Regions from separate parts of the Homo sapiens genome. Here region 1 is linked to region 2. A link is a contact called in ENCODE Hi-C data. All regions are on one chromosome and are shown on one strand. Each heading gives the region's core, a stretch centred on a gene start or an enhancer-like site at or near the end of the contact. The rest is flanking DNA. Distances are from core to core; before and after follow the strand shown. Region 1 holds the start of IPO11-LRRC70 (IPO11-LRRC70 readthrough). Region 2 holds the start of NDUFAF2 (NADH:ubiquinone oxidoreductase complex assembly factor 2).

Region 1 (6,498 bases), core at 653-3,152, 1.6 Mb after region 2:
GAACAATTGCTCTGTTATTTATACATTCTTGTTTTTGTATGGGGAGAATCTGAATGGAAAAGAGAATAGTTGTGTATTAATACCAGAAGCATGAGATGATTTGAAGACAAAGGCAGTGTAAAAGAAGGTTCAGCAACAAGAATGAGAGGAAAACAGCTCAATGAGTCAATTTCCTGGAAAGAAATAGAAGACTAATTTAAGAGGTTGAGCGTAGTGTTCAGTAATAGTTGTAATGAACATTAGTAATCAGAAAAGGATAATGAGGAATCATTGTTGATCAGTTGTCTCTAAGAACAGCAACTCCTAAATGAACAGAAAGACTAAACTTTGTTTTGCTGGAGATAGGAATTTTTTTTTAAACCATTCAACCTGAGAGTTACAGTGTACTATTTATATTTGCTTGTTTTGTTGAAGTCAGTTTAGTTTCCTTCAGTTTTTAGAATGTGAGAAGTGAGATTTTATTTTGTCATTTTTCCTTAATACAGTTTCCTAAAAATTTTACCTTTGCATCCTAATAAGTGTTCTTTACTGCTTTGGATATTTTTGGCATAAAGAACAAAATTAATTCATACTCTGGTTATATTACTTTGTGGGTTTTTTCTCTTTAATTTTATTTTTATTTCAAAGGACCCTTTCTCTGAATTTTTCCCAAGAAATTGAAAAATCCATGGGACAAGCTTCATATCACCTTGTATATTATTGGAAGTACTAAACAAAATGGACCTGAGAAACATAGCCCCTACCTCAAATTCATATCATTTCTGTCACTTGTTTTGTTTTCCATTTTTAATGCATAAAATAGCAATAACAGTAACCAGCCATAATGGATAGGTGTAAGAATCATAAGTCATTTTGATAACGATCTGCTATCCAGTATGCATTGCTGAATTTTTAGTCATAGAAAGATAATGCTAGGTATTATTTCAGCTTTCTAATATGGACATAATTCATATTATTTCTAAAGTAATTGTTGATGTGAAATGAAACTGCTTTAATATCAAAGGAGAGTTGTATACAATTATATAACTTGATATTTTAGGAATATTATCAGGCTATTAGTAATATTAATAAAAGTCAGAATTAGAAAGCTTAAGCAACTAGCTTAAAGTTAATGAAAGAAAGTTAATGACTGAACAATATATAATATAAACAATTTATATCCGATTCTTTAAATTCTTGAAAAATGACGTTAAAAAATTCTCCATTTTTGTTCTAAAAGATTCAAACTGATACAGATATATATAGGGCGAAACATCGCCTCTTTTACTCTCCCCAATTTTTCTTGCAAAGATAACCTATGTCAGTAAGTTGGTATGCAGCTTCTTAACATCTTATAACCCAACACAACCAATTAGTGCGTTACTACTAATTAGTAGCTTACTACCAATTAGTACCTCACGTATTAAGTAGTACTCAGTATTTTTTGCAACCAAAAATATTTTGAAAATTTTAAAAAGAGCACTGGAGGATAATATAACAACATTTATGTTCATTCTAAATTTTTTCCCCTATTTTTATTAAAGGAATAAAGCATAAAGTTTAAGTCTTCAATGCGTATTTAACACAACATAAATATTTTATTCATTAAAAAGTTTACAAAAAATTGTATTACTCGATATACATCTTATTTGAACTAGCCTTTTCCATTCAGTAGCTATGTTGTTTGATAGCTAGAGTCTGTTGATTGATATTTGGGTTCTGAATAACTAATGTTTTCAAGTATCCTTTAAAAACTATTATTTTTATATTATAGGAGATATTTCAATGTGTATATTAGGAAAACTCTAACTGCATTCTGAAAAAATAAGTTCCTGAGATTTCCGTTCAGCAATACTTTTGAAACACAGATAAAATTACTTCCTGTCTCTTAGCTTCCTGTATCCATGGCAACCTCTGTTTTACACATTGACTGTAAAGGAACCAATGTGAAGAGTGGTGTTTCCTGAGCAAACGGTGACTTAAAAAAAAAAAAAAAAAAGTGGTGGGGTGGAGGTCAGCAGTGCCACAGAACAAACTGGAGTTAAGAAATGTCGTTCTTCAGATTTAAAAAGAAAACCTTTACTGAATCAGCTGAGTGTTAATAATACGAATTTCCTTTTCTTGGTAAGATTATTTACTTAAATATGAACTTCTAGCTGACATGAAAAATAGTTCTGTGAAAAACTGTAATTTAGAATTTAATTGTTCTGTAGTGAATTTGTATTTTCATAAATTATAATGTTATTTGATATTAGACTTTATGTTGTTAAAGGGACATATTAAATTCAAAGATTCTCATTCCTACATCATTTGTCACCTGTGTTGTAATCAATTGTAATTTTTAAGTTAACTTAGCAAATGTTTCATTAATCTGAACTATTTTGTCAAATAGTGGGTTAATGGCCTGATCATGTTAATAATTCTAGAACGTATTCCATACTCATTATTTTTTGCTATTACCATGGTATGATTTATGATAGTATTATTGGCTGATCCTAATTAAAATAGAATACAGAAGTTATAGTATTATAAAAAAAATTCATTTGATGAAGTTTTCGTGATTTAAAGCTTTACCTTCTCTTTTTATAGCCAATTCTGATCTGAACAGAAAATCCAAGAACAGGGATATGTGTGGATTACAGTTTTCTCTGCCTTGCCTACGACTGTTTCTGGTTGTTACCTGTTATCTTTTATTATTACTCCACAAAGAAATACTTGGATGTTCGTCTGTTTGTCAGCTCTGCACTGGGAGACAAATTAACTGCCGTAACTTAGGCCTTTCGAGTATTCCTAAGAATTTTCCTGAAAGTACAGTTTTTCTGTATCTGACTGGGAATAATATATCTTATATAAATGAAAGTGAATTAACAGGACTTCATTCTCTTGTAGCATTGTATTTGGATAATTCTAACATTCTGTATGTATATCCAAAAGCCTTTGTTCAATTGAGGCATCTATATTTTCTATTTCTAAATAATAATTTCATCAAACGCTTAGATCCTGGAATATTTAAGGGACTTTTAAATCTTCGTAATTTATATTTACAGTATAATCAGGTATCTTTTGTTCCGAGAGGAGTATTTAATGATCTAGTTTCAGTTCAGTACTTAAATCTACAAAGGAATCGCCTCACTGTCCTTGGGAGTGGTACCTTTGTTGGTATGGTTGCTCTTCGGATACTTGATTTATCAAACAATAACATTTTGAGGATATCAGAATCAGGCTTTCAACATCTTGAAAACCTTGCTTGTTTGTATTTAGGAAGTAATAATTTAACAAAAGTACCATCAAATGCCTTTGAAGTACTTAAAAGTCTTAGAAGACTTTCTTTGTCTCATAATCCTATTGAAGCAATACAGCCCTTTGCATTTAAAGGACTTGCCAATCTGGAATACCTCCTCCTGAAAAATTCAAGAATTAGGAATGTTACTAGGGATGGGTTTAGTGGAATTAATAATCTTAAACATTTGATCTTAAGTCATAATGATTTAGAGAATTTAAATTCTGACACATTCAGTTTGTTAAAGAATTTAATTTACCTTAAGTTAGATAGAAACAGAATAATTAGCATTGATAATGATACATTTGAAAATATGGGAGCATCTTTGAAGATCCTTAATCTGTCATTTAATAATCTTACAGCCTTGCATCCAAGGGTCCTTAAGCCGTTGTCTTCATTGATTCATCTTCAGGCAAATTCTAATCCTTGGGAATGTAACTGCAAACTTTTGGGCCTTCGAGACTGGCTAGCATCTTCAGCCATTACTCTAAACATCTATTGTCAGAATCCCCCATCCATGCGTGGCAGAGCATTACGTTATATTAACATTACAAATTGTGTTACATCTTCAATAAATGTATCCAGAGCTTGGGCTGTTGTAAAATCTCCTCATATTCATCACAAGACTACTGCGCTAATGATGGCCTGGCATAAAGTAACCACAAATGGCAGTCCTCTGGAAAATACTGAGACTGAGAACATTACTTTCTGGGAACGAATTCCTACTTCACCTGCTGGTAGATTTTTTCAAGAGAATGCCTTTGGTAATCCATTAGAGACTACAGCAGTGTTACCTGTGCAAATACAACTTACTACTTCTGTTACCTTGAACTTGGAAAAAAACAGTGCTCTACCGAATGATGCTGCTTCAATGTCAGGGAAAACATCTCTAATTTGTACACAAGAAGTTGAGAAGTTGAATGAGGCTTTTGACATTTTGCTAGCTTTTTTCATCTTAGCTTGTGTTTTAATCATTTTTTTGATCTACAAAGTTGTTCAGTTTAAACAAAAACTAAAGGCATCAGAAAACTCAAGGGAAAATAGACTTGAATACTACAGCTTTTATCAGTCAGCAAGGTATAATGTAACTGCCTCAATTTGTAACACTTCCCCAAATTCTCTAGAAAGTCCTGGCTTGGAGCAGATTCGACTTCATAAACAAATTGTTCCTGAAAATGAGGCACAGGTCATTCTTTTTGAACATTCTGCTTTATAACTCAACTAAATATTGTCTATAAGAAACTTCAGTGCCATGGACATGATTTAAACTGAAACCTCCTTATATAATTATATACTTTAGTTGGAAATATAATGAATTATATGAGGTTAGCATTATTAAAATATGTTTTTAATAATTTGTGAACAGTGTATTCATTTAGCAAATATTTTCTTTGATATATACTGTATTAAGTAATAATAGCTAACATTTCTGTGTATCAAGCACTGTGCCAAATATTTCACATTTCACATTTAATCTGTGAATAGTCTTGAAAGGTGGCACTATTTATACTTTACAGGTGAGGAAACTTAAAGTTTAAGTAACTATGCCAAATTCTCACAGCTTGTAACACTTTTTGGGCCTCTCTGACTAGAGTTCATGCTTTCAGTTTTATACTATATTGCTGCTTTGGTTCTAGGATTGTGATATGAAAAAAATAGACGTGGTTCTTATTCTAGGTAGAGCTTGAAATTTAGAGGAGGAGATATATGGTTACTGCACAGTGCGATGATAAGTACTGTACTTGGAGATGCTGTTGAGTATAACATTTGTGGAGGTGAGAGATGGCTTTATGAAGAAAGTGACATCAAAACTGGATCACGAAGAATAAATAGAAATTAGCCCAGTGAAGAGAGCTGAGTAACATCGTGTCAGAGGGGTTAACAGAAGAAAACCTGCTGCTTTTCAGGAACTAAAATTCAGTACAGCTGGTGTCGTGAATGATGGTGTGCGATTTAAAGCCCGAAAGAGAGATCAGGTGATGAAAGCTTTATAGTTACATGCTTTATCTTGAGGGCAACAGAGAGCCATTGAAGGATTTTTAAGCAGTAGAGTGAAATGATTAGATTTACCCTTTAGAAATTTCCCTCTTTCTGGAAGGAACAATAAAACCGGAGCCAGAATTAGGTGAGTAGGAATCTGAATTGCTAATCCAGGGGAAAGATGCTAGAGGCCTGGGCCAGGATACTGGCAAAAAGGATGGATGGATCCAGAGGTACTTTGAAAGTAAAATGAACTGCCTTGGTGATTGGTTGAGGCGTGGCAGGGGAGGGAGAAGTCAAAGATGTTAGGTTTTTGGCTTAGGCAGTTTTGTGCTGTATTCACTAAGCTAGGGAAAGAAAAGGGGTGGGGCAAAATAATGAGTCAGTTTTAGACAGATTGAATCTGAGGTTCTTATTAGATCTCCACATGGAAATATATATCATGCAGAAATTCAGAAGCGAGGTCTTATGGTAAAGGCCAATATTTCTTAAACTTTCATCTGTCCAGTACACTGGAAATGTATGATGCACCCTTTACAGTAACAATAACCATTTAAGCTGTGGTTTTGGGAGATAGGTAAGTGGGGAAGAATAAGACCTTGTAGAAGTTGAGAGAGTCCCTAGGAGATATTAGTGCCCTTGATTAAGAATCTTTAATATAGATGGTAATTGAAGTCATAGAAGTAATATAATGGTTTTCTTTATTAGCAAAAATTTGTACTTGCAGAATATTTGTACTGCAGAATATTAGGGATTATAGTAAGTGCCTATGCTTGTTGGTTAGTTAATAGTGACCTGAACCACAAATATGTATTTAAAATTTTTTCTTAATATATTTGAGAGAAAATCAGAAAGGAGCTGAAAAGTAATTTTAAGATATATTAGAAATTGCATAAATAAAGCCCCACCAACCCCAAAGGGTTTTCAAACAATGGTTTGCTTTTCCCTGCTTAGCTGAATGCCTTTTTGGGGATTATAATTTCAGCAGAAAATGTGAATATATTTAAATAAACATTATTTTTCCTAAGTAATTTGTTTTGTTATGGAAGAGCAATCTTTTTGTTCACCTTGAGAGACATTTTTAATAATGTATTTTTTTCTTTGTTGTATCCTCCCAACTCCTACAAATCCAATTATGTTTTTTCTTTAATTACTAAAAGTACTTGTTCATTGGGAAAAAATTTAAACAGTGCAGAAATACATAAGGTAGGCTGAAAACTTCTCCATGCCTCCCTTCCTTACCACCTAAACCGTACCCT
Region 2 (7,380 bases), core at 465-2,964:
ATGGGTGATTGGTCACTGTGCATCTGTTATTCAGTTCACACACAGGCTGCAAAGCATGGAGGTTTGTTATTAATATTTCTGTGCCCTTGAGATAAACCCACATGGAATTTTACAGATTAAAAGAGGAAATTGGCCAAAAGAATGAAAGTGCACTAAAGAAGAGTGATAATACTAGAAGTGAAACTTGCATTAAACATAAATGGAGCAAATGAAAAAAAAGCTGCCTGTGGGAACATGCTGATTGTGGCAACAATGACACTGCCGCCATTTGAGACATTCTAGATATGCAGACTGAGGAAATCAGTGAAGGTGAACTTATAGACATAAATGAGGAAAAGTGATTGTGATGAAAGGCTGATGATGTGTCAGAGGAAGTGACACTGGCAAAAAAAACACATTAAAGGAACTCTCAGAGATATTTCACAACATTGAAAACGTAATGGATAAAATGTTGGAAACTAATATTTAAATTTCTCCAGAACGCAGAACTCATAAGCAACTGTGTTCTCCAAGTAAATATCTTCACAGGTTCCTCAATTAATGTGGGCAAAATTAAAAGTACAACTTGCTTCTTCCCTTTGGAAAACCCTCTCTCAGAGTATATTACCAACATTCAACTTCTTATACAAGGCATAGATCTGGGAATCATTATTCATTCTTCTCTTTTTGTCATTCACGTATCCACTCAATTTCCATGGCCTGTTGATTCTATTTCTCAGACGTTGTTCAAATCTCTCCACTATCTTTATTCTACTTGGCAACTCTGTGGCCCAGGCTTCCAACAACTCTCTCCCGGACAAGTGTAATCACAACAGTTACCTAACTTGGCTCCCACTCTTGTTCTCAGTTGCAACCCATTCTCCAAGCAGAAAACAAAATGCAATAGCTGTTACCTTATTCTCATCTTCACACCTCTACTCAAGTACACAAGGCTCTTCCTCATCTAGTTTCTGTCTACTTCATCTCTTGTCAATGGTCCCTACCCCAATTCTCCGCTCTAGTCATTCTGAACTTTGTTCAATTCCTGGCCTGTGTCCTCTGCCTTTAATAGGCTGCCTGGCACACTGTAGGAATTCACTAAATATGCAGACTGAATGAATGAACGAGTCCGTGGAGGGCAGTTATTCTTTGGAGTAACTTAAGAGAGAAGGAATACAGTACAACGAAGTATTCTTATTTAGGTTTATAGTGTCTTCACCTGAGCCCGCGGGGGAACCCCCCCCCCACCCCCGGGGAACCCCCCCCACCCCCGCCGCCCCCCGCCTGCAAGTTGTTACCAGTAAATAAAAGGGATCCTATTTTAGCAAGCCACACAGCATTAGAGGGCAAATAATAGTTTGGTGGCAGGAGAGCGATGAGACGGGAAAGTGTGGGGCAAAGCTTACAGTCATTGGTCCAGATTCTAACTGGCCTGTTAGCCAAAAAGTAAGGTTTTCTTTACCTCCGTGTTGACTCTGCTCTCCGAAGGCGAAGAGGGTCCTCCAAACCCGTTTGGCGTGCGGACAAAAACCCCAGCATATCGTGTCCTCACACCGGCTGGAGCACTGGACGTCGCCATGACAGAGCTCAGGGGCGGGACTGGAACAGCAGAGTCTCCCATTGGTCAGTCGGTGATATATCCGGCCAATGGTGAGCGCCGTTACTAGAAGGGCTCCAGGATGGAGGCCGACCTGACTTCTCCGCCTCGGTGGGCTGGGTCGGCGGCTGGAGCATTACCCCTACTGCGGGTCCCGCTGCTGGCAGCGCTGGAAACTGGGTGGACGGCATGGGTTGGTCTCAGGATTTGTTCCGCGCCTTGTGGAGATCGCTGTCAAGGGAAGTGAAGGAGCACGTGGGCACGGACCAATTCGGGAACAAATACTACTACATCCCGCAGTACAAGAACTGGAGAGGTGAGGTGGCGGCGTGGGCAGCGATTGCGTGGTCAGTGATTGCGAGGTCAGTAAAGGAGGGAAAAGTGAGAGCCCCTAGTCAACTAACGCATCATGCGACACTTAGGGTGTCACCGGAGAGAATTTCCCGAGTTCGTTCTCCCCTGTCGACCCCTTCACTCTGGCATCGGAGCCCTACCCGGCCCGGCTCTGGGCGCCTTGGCCCGGCCTCGTGCGTCCGCGGTCCCTACTACCCAGCGCCTTCCCCCGGCGTGCCCCGGGCTGCTTGCGCTGTTAAGGCGCACCACCACTTTCCTCCCAGCCACGCCTGTAGAGGAGCCTCAGTTTTAGCCCTGGACTGGCGACGGAGGCAGGGAAAAGTCCACGGAAATCTTTCACCAAAGGGGCTAGAAGGGCCAGGGGAGGGGTTTTTCGTACGCTGTTCCCCGCCTTGTGACCCAGAGCTGAGTGGTGTAATTGAAGAGGAGTATCTTCAGCGCCTCGGCTGTCTTCTTTCTTGGTGTTTACCCTTTTCGGTGGCACCCTGGCTCCGGCGCTGGCCCCATGCGCCTTCCTTACTACCAAGACTTGTCAGAAGTAGGTCCATATCCCCACAAGGCTCGCTGATTCCTTTCTCGGGAGTTGACATTCCAAGACCCCGTTGAGCTCAATTTAAGAAACGTGGCAATAATCATGGTGTTACTGTGTAGGATTCGTGCCAAGTAGTTGAGCGGGTTGTTTGGGGAGTAAGGAGGCGTTGCTGTCCATTGAAATCACACTGTGTAGCCGCCGTCGTAACCTCTTCTGTGTTGTTCCATCGCCGCATGCAGAAAATGTCAGGTTTTGGGCGAAGAGGCGTGGGTTAGAATCTCAGCTTTGACACCTGATAGCTCGGGAATCACGGAAAAAGTACTTGTCCTCTCCAAGTCTCAACATCCTCACTTGAAAGTTAGAGATAATATAAGATCAGCAATGTTGAGAAGCACTAAGACCTTTCCAAGATTATGTGCCATTCATTTCCCACACATATAAAATGTATTCTGTGATTTATCACTCAATTAATTTATTTTTGCCTGGCCTTTTTCTGTAACTTATTTTAATATTTAGACTTGTTTCCCTAATGAGCTCCTCTGTCAGGCAGGGAATATGTCTCACAAAAAAAGAAAAAAGCCTGCAAAGAACATAGCATGGTGTTAAGTATTTCTTGACAGGTTGCAAGCAGAGAGATGTTTCTTTTCCATAAGTTGTCAGTAAAATTAAAAATATGCAAACTGTCAGACTGAGTTTTTTTAAATTGAAATATAATTTACATACAGTAACATTCACCCTTTATGGTGTACAGTTTTATTGTTTTTGACAAATGAGTAGAGTAACCTCACTGGATTCAAGTAATAGAATAATTCCATCACCATCAGAATTTCCTCCAACTCCTTAGTAGTTCATTCCCACACCCTTTGGCAACTACTGATGTGTTTTATGGGCCTATAGTTTTGTCTTTTCTAGAATATCATATAAATGGAATTATACAGGATTTAGACTTTTGAGTCTGGCTTGCTTCACATAGCATAATGTAGCTGAGATTCATCCATGTGTCAGTAGTTGTTCCTTTTTATTGCTCAGTAGTATTCCATTGTATGGGTTTGCCAGTTTATCTGTTCACAAGCTGAAGGACATTAGGATGTTTCCAGTTTCTGTGATTGTGACAAAAGCTCTACAAACATTCCCATACAGGATTTGTGTGAACGTAAGTTTTCATATCTCTTGGGTAAATATCTAGTAGTGGGATTACTAAGTTGTGTGATCAATGTGTGTTTAACTTTATGAGAAACTACCAAACTGTTTTTCAAAGTGGCTGTACCATTTTGTATTCCTGCCAGCAATGCATTAAAATTCTAGTTGTTTCCACACCCTCACCAGCACTTAGTATTATCTGATTTTTGGGTGTGTTTTTATTTTTATTTTAGCCATTTTGATAGGTATATAGTGGTATCTCATTGTGATTTTAAGTTTCATTTTCCTAATGCCTGAGGATGTTGACAGTCTTTTCATGTGCTTATTTACTATCTACAGATCTTCGGTGAAGTATTGTTCAAACCTTTTGCCCATTAAAAAATCCATTTATGGCTGGGTCCGGTGGCTCATGCCTGTAATCCCACCACTTTGGGAGGCCGAGGTGGGTGGATCACCTGAGATCAGGAGTTCCAGACCAGCCTGGCCAACATGGTGAAACCCCATCTCTACTAAAAATACAAAAATTAGCTGGGCATGGTGGCACGCGCCTGTAATCCCAGCTAGTCGGGAGGCTAAGGCAGGAAAATCACTTGAACCTGGGAGGCGGATGTTGCAGTGAGCCGAGATCACACCACTGCACTCCAGCCTGGGTGACAGAGTGAGACTCCACCTCAAAAAAAAAAAAAAAAAACAAGCCCAAAAAACAACAAACAAATATATTTATACCAGTTTTTGTATCATTCATTTATATAGAGATACAATACCATTAAAGTTTCAAATTAACAGTCATGTCTATTCTACAATAACATGAATATTTTATTTTTACATATTCTCACTAATTTGTATATTTTCTTACATAATTGTAATTGCATTTTGAGAGTTTTATTGAAGTATAATTGACAAAAAAAATTGCCCATGCTTAAAATGTATAATTTGGTAAGTTTTGACATATGTATATATCTGTGAAACCATCAACACAGTCAAGAAAATTAACATATTCAATATCCACAACAATTTGTTGTGCTCCTTTCTAGTCTTGCCTTATGCTTCTGCTTCCATGGATAGGCACTCATCTGATTTCTGACACTATACATTAGTTTGTATTTTTTATAATTTTTATTTAGTTATTTTTATTTGTTTATTTTGAGATGGAGTCTCGCCCTGTCGCCCAGGCTGGAGTGCAGTGGCGCTATCTCGGCTTACTGCAACCTCTGCCTCCCAGGTTCAAGTGATTCTCCTGCGTCAGCCTCCCAAGTAACTGAGATGTGTGCCACCCTGCCCAGTTAACTTTTTGTATCTTTAGTAGAGACGGGGTTTCACCATGTTGGTTAGGCTGGTCTTGAACTCCTGGCTTTGTGATCTGCCTGCCTCGGCCTCCCAAAGTGCTGGGATTACAGATGTGAGACAGTGCGCCTGGCTAGAATTTTATTTAAGTGGAAGCATACAGCACATATTCTGCTTTTTTTTTTTTTTGTTTTTTAGGTTCTTCACTCAGCATAATTATTTTGAGATTCATCCATGTTTTTGTGTTTATCAGTAGTTTATTTCTTTTTAATGCTGAGTAATATTCCATTGTATGTATATACCATAATTTGTTTATCCATTCACCTGTTCATAGATATTTGGGTTGTTTCTAGTTAGGGGTTATTACAAATAAATTATGAACATTCATGTGTAAGTCTTTGTATGGACTTATGTTTTTATTTCTCTTGATGTAATATTTAGAAATGGAATGGCTGAGTCAACTTGTTAGGTGTATGTTTAACTTCTTAAGAAACTGCCTAAGTGGTGGTACCGTTTTACCTTCCCACCAGGAGTGTATGAGATTTCCAGTTGTCCTATATCCTTATCAACACTTGGTATGGTCAGTCTTTTTAATTTTAGCTCTTCTAGTAGGTGTGTTGTGGTATCTCATTTTTTTTCTTTAGTTTTCTGTTTGCTATTAGTTGGTTTTTTTAGATTCTATTTTTAAAATACAGTAAAATTAACTTTTAAAATTGGTGTATAGTTCTATAAATTTGAACACATGTGATTCATGTAACCAACACCAAAATCAGGATACAGAACAGTTCCGTCACCCTGAATAACTCCCTCATGCTACCTTTTTGTAGTTACAATCTCTCCTCATCCCTAACCTCAGCAACCACTGATTTGTTCTCTGCCATTATACTTTTTTCCATTTGAGACTGTCCCACATGTATACTTATACCATATGTAACCTTTTGAACCTGGCTTCTTCTATTCAGCATAATGCCTTTGAGATTCATTACGTATATCAGTAGTTTGCTCCTTTTTACTGCTGATTAGTATTCCATGTTAATGGATGTACCAGTTTGTTCATTTACTCATTAAAGGGCATTTGAGTTTAGTTACTTGCAGTTTTTGGTGATTATGAATACAGCTGCAAGAAACATTCACATATGGGTTTCGTGTGAACATAAGTTTTCATTTTCCATGAGTACATACCTAAGAGTGTGAGTGCTTGGCCATAGCAGCTCCAGCTTACTCTGTAAAACGGAAATAACAGTACCTACTTAGCCTCACAAAGTATTTTTGCTACTCAAGAGAGACAAATTGGATAACGTAGCATTTAAGAGAATGGGATTTAATGTCGAAATCAGTTTGACTTAATTCACAGAGACCTTTTACTTGGTCATTTTTAAAAATTTATCACTGATTTGTAGTTTTCAGCATAGAGATCATGATATGTTTTGTTAAATTTATTATAAAGTATATTATATTGTATTGTTATTATAAATGATGCTTTAAAAAACGTAATTTCTAATTCTTTGTTACTATTATATTGAAGTACAATAGATTTTTCCATGTTGAGCATGTATCTTGCAACCTGTTTTACTCACCTACTAGTTCTTGAATGAAGCCTTTTGCAGATCCTTTGGACATTCTCTGTAGGTAATTATATCAACTGTGGATAGAGACAGTTTTGTTTTTATCCTTTCTAACTTATTTGCATTCTATTTCCTTCTCTTGCCTGGCTGCACTAGATGAGCCTCCAGTATAATGTTGAATAAGAGTGGTGAGCATAGGTATCTTTTTCTTGTTCCATATCTTAGAAGAAAAACATTTAATCTTTCATTTTTTTTTTCCCCAAAGGTGGAATTTCGCTCTCGTTGCCCAGGCTGGAGTGCAATAGCGTGATCTTGGCTCATTGCAACCTCCACCTCCTGGTTTCAAGCGATTTTTCTGCCTCAGCCTCCTGAGTATCTGGGATTACAGGCATGTGCCACTATGCCTGGCTAATTTTTTATTTTTAGGAGAGATGGGGTTCGCCATGTTGGACAGGCTGGTCTCGAACTCCTGACCTCAGATGATCTGCCCACCTTGGCCTCCTAAAGTGCTGGGATTACAGGCATGAGCCACCACGCCTGGCCACTACTCTTTCATTGTTAAGTGTGGTGTTAGCTATAATTTTTTAGATACCTTTTATTAAATTAACAAAGTTCCCTGTCTGTACCTCGTTTGCTGAGCGCTTTCTCTTATGAATCGATGTTGAATTTTGTCAATTTTGTCACATGCTTGCTTGCTGGGTTTTTTTTTTTTTTTTGGTTCTGTTGGAATGATCATGTGGTGAATTTATACTGATTGACTTTTAAAAATTAATAGACTTTATTTTTTAGAGCAATTTTAGGTTTACAGAAAAATTGAATGGAAACTACTCAGATATTCCTGCTCCCCCAATGCAGTTTCTCCCATTGTTAATATCTTGCATTAATGTGTCCTCACTTCCTCCCTTCCTGCTACCAAACCCCTAGCAACC

The links. A loop is a pair of places that touch in the nucleus more often than their neighbours do. Pooled maps may share reads with other maps.
Region 1: a loop to region 2 is called in a pooled map, with 5 times the contacts of the local background. The contact joins the promoter of IPO11-LRRC70 here to the promoter of NDUFAF2 in region 2. A Hi-C loop is called at or near these places in 4 of 50 pooled maps.

Annotation. Positions count from the first base shown.
Region 1 is chr5:62,576,833-62,583,330 of GRCh38, forward strand. It overlaps IPO11-LRRC70 (IPO11-LRRC70 readthrough), which reads left to right and starts at 1,903. Exons shown (of 4, transcript NR_073584.1): 1 at 1,903-2,103. The region is part of intron 27 of IPO11 (importin 11); the gene reads left to right. LRRC70 (leucine rich repeat containing 70) reads left to right here and starts at 1,987. Exons shown (of 2, transcript NM_181506.5): 1 at 1,987-2,103; 2 at 2,569-4,614. The coding sequence starts at 2,607. The coding sequence ends at 4,475.
Region 2 is chr5:60,943,491-60,950,870 of GRCh38, forward strand. It overlaps NDUFAF2 (NADH:ubiquinone oxidoreductase complex assembly factor 2), which reads left to right and starts at 1,715. Exons shown (of 4, transcript NM_174889.5): 1 at 1,715-1,892. The coding sequence starts at 1,766. It overlaps ERCC8 (ERCC excision repair 8, CSA ubiquitin ligase complex subunit), which reads right to left and starts at 1,580. Exons shown (of 12, transcript NM_000082.4): 1 at 1,442-1,580. The coding sequence starts at 1,518. RefSeq lists an enhancer at 2,351-2,480.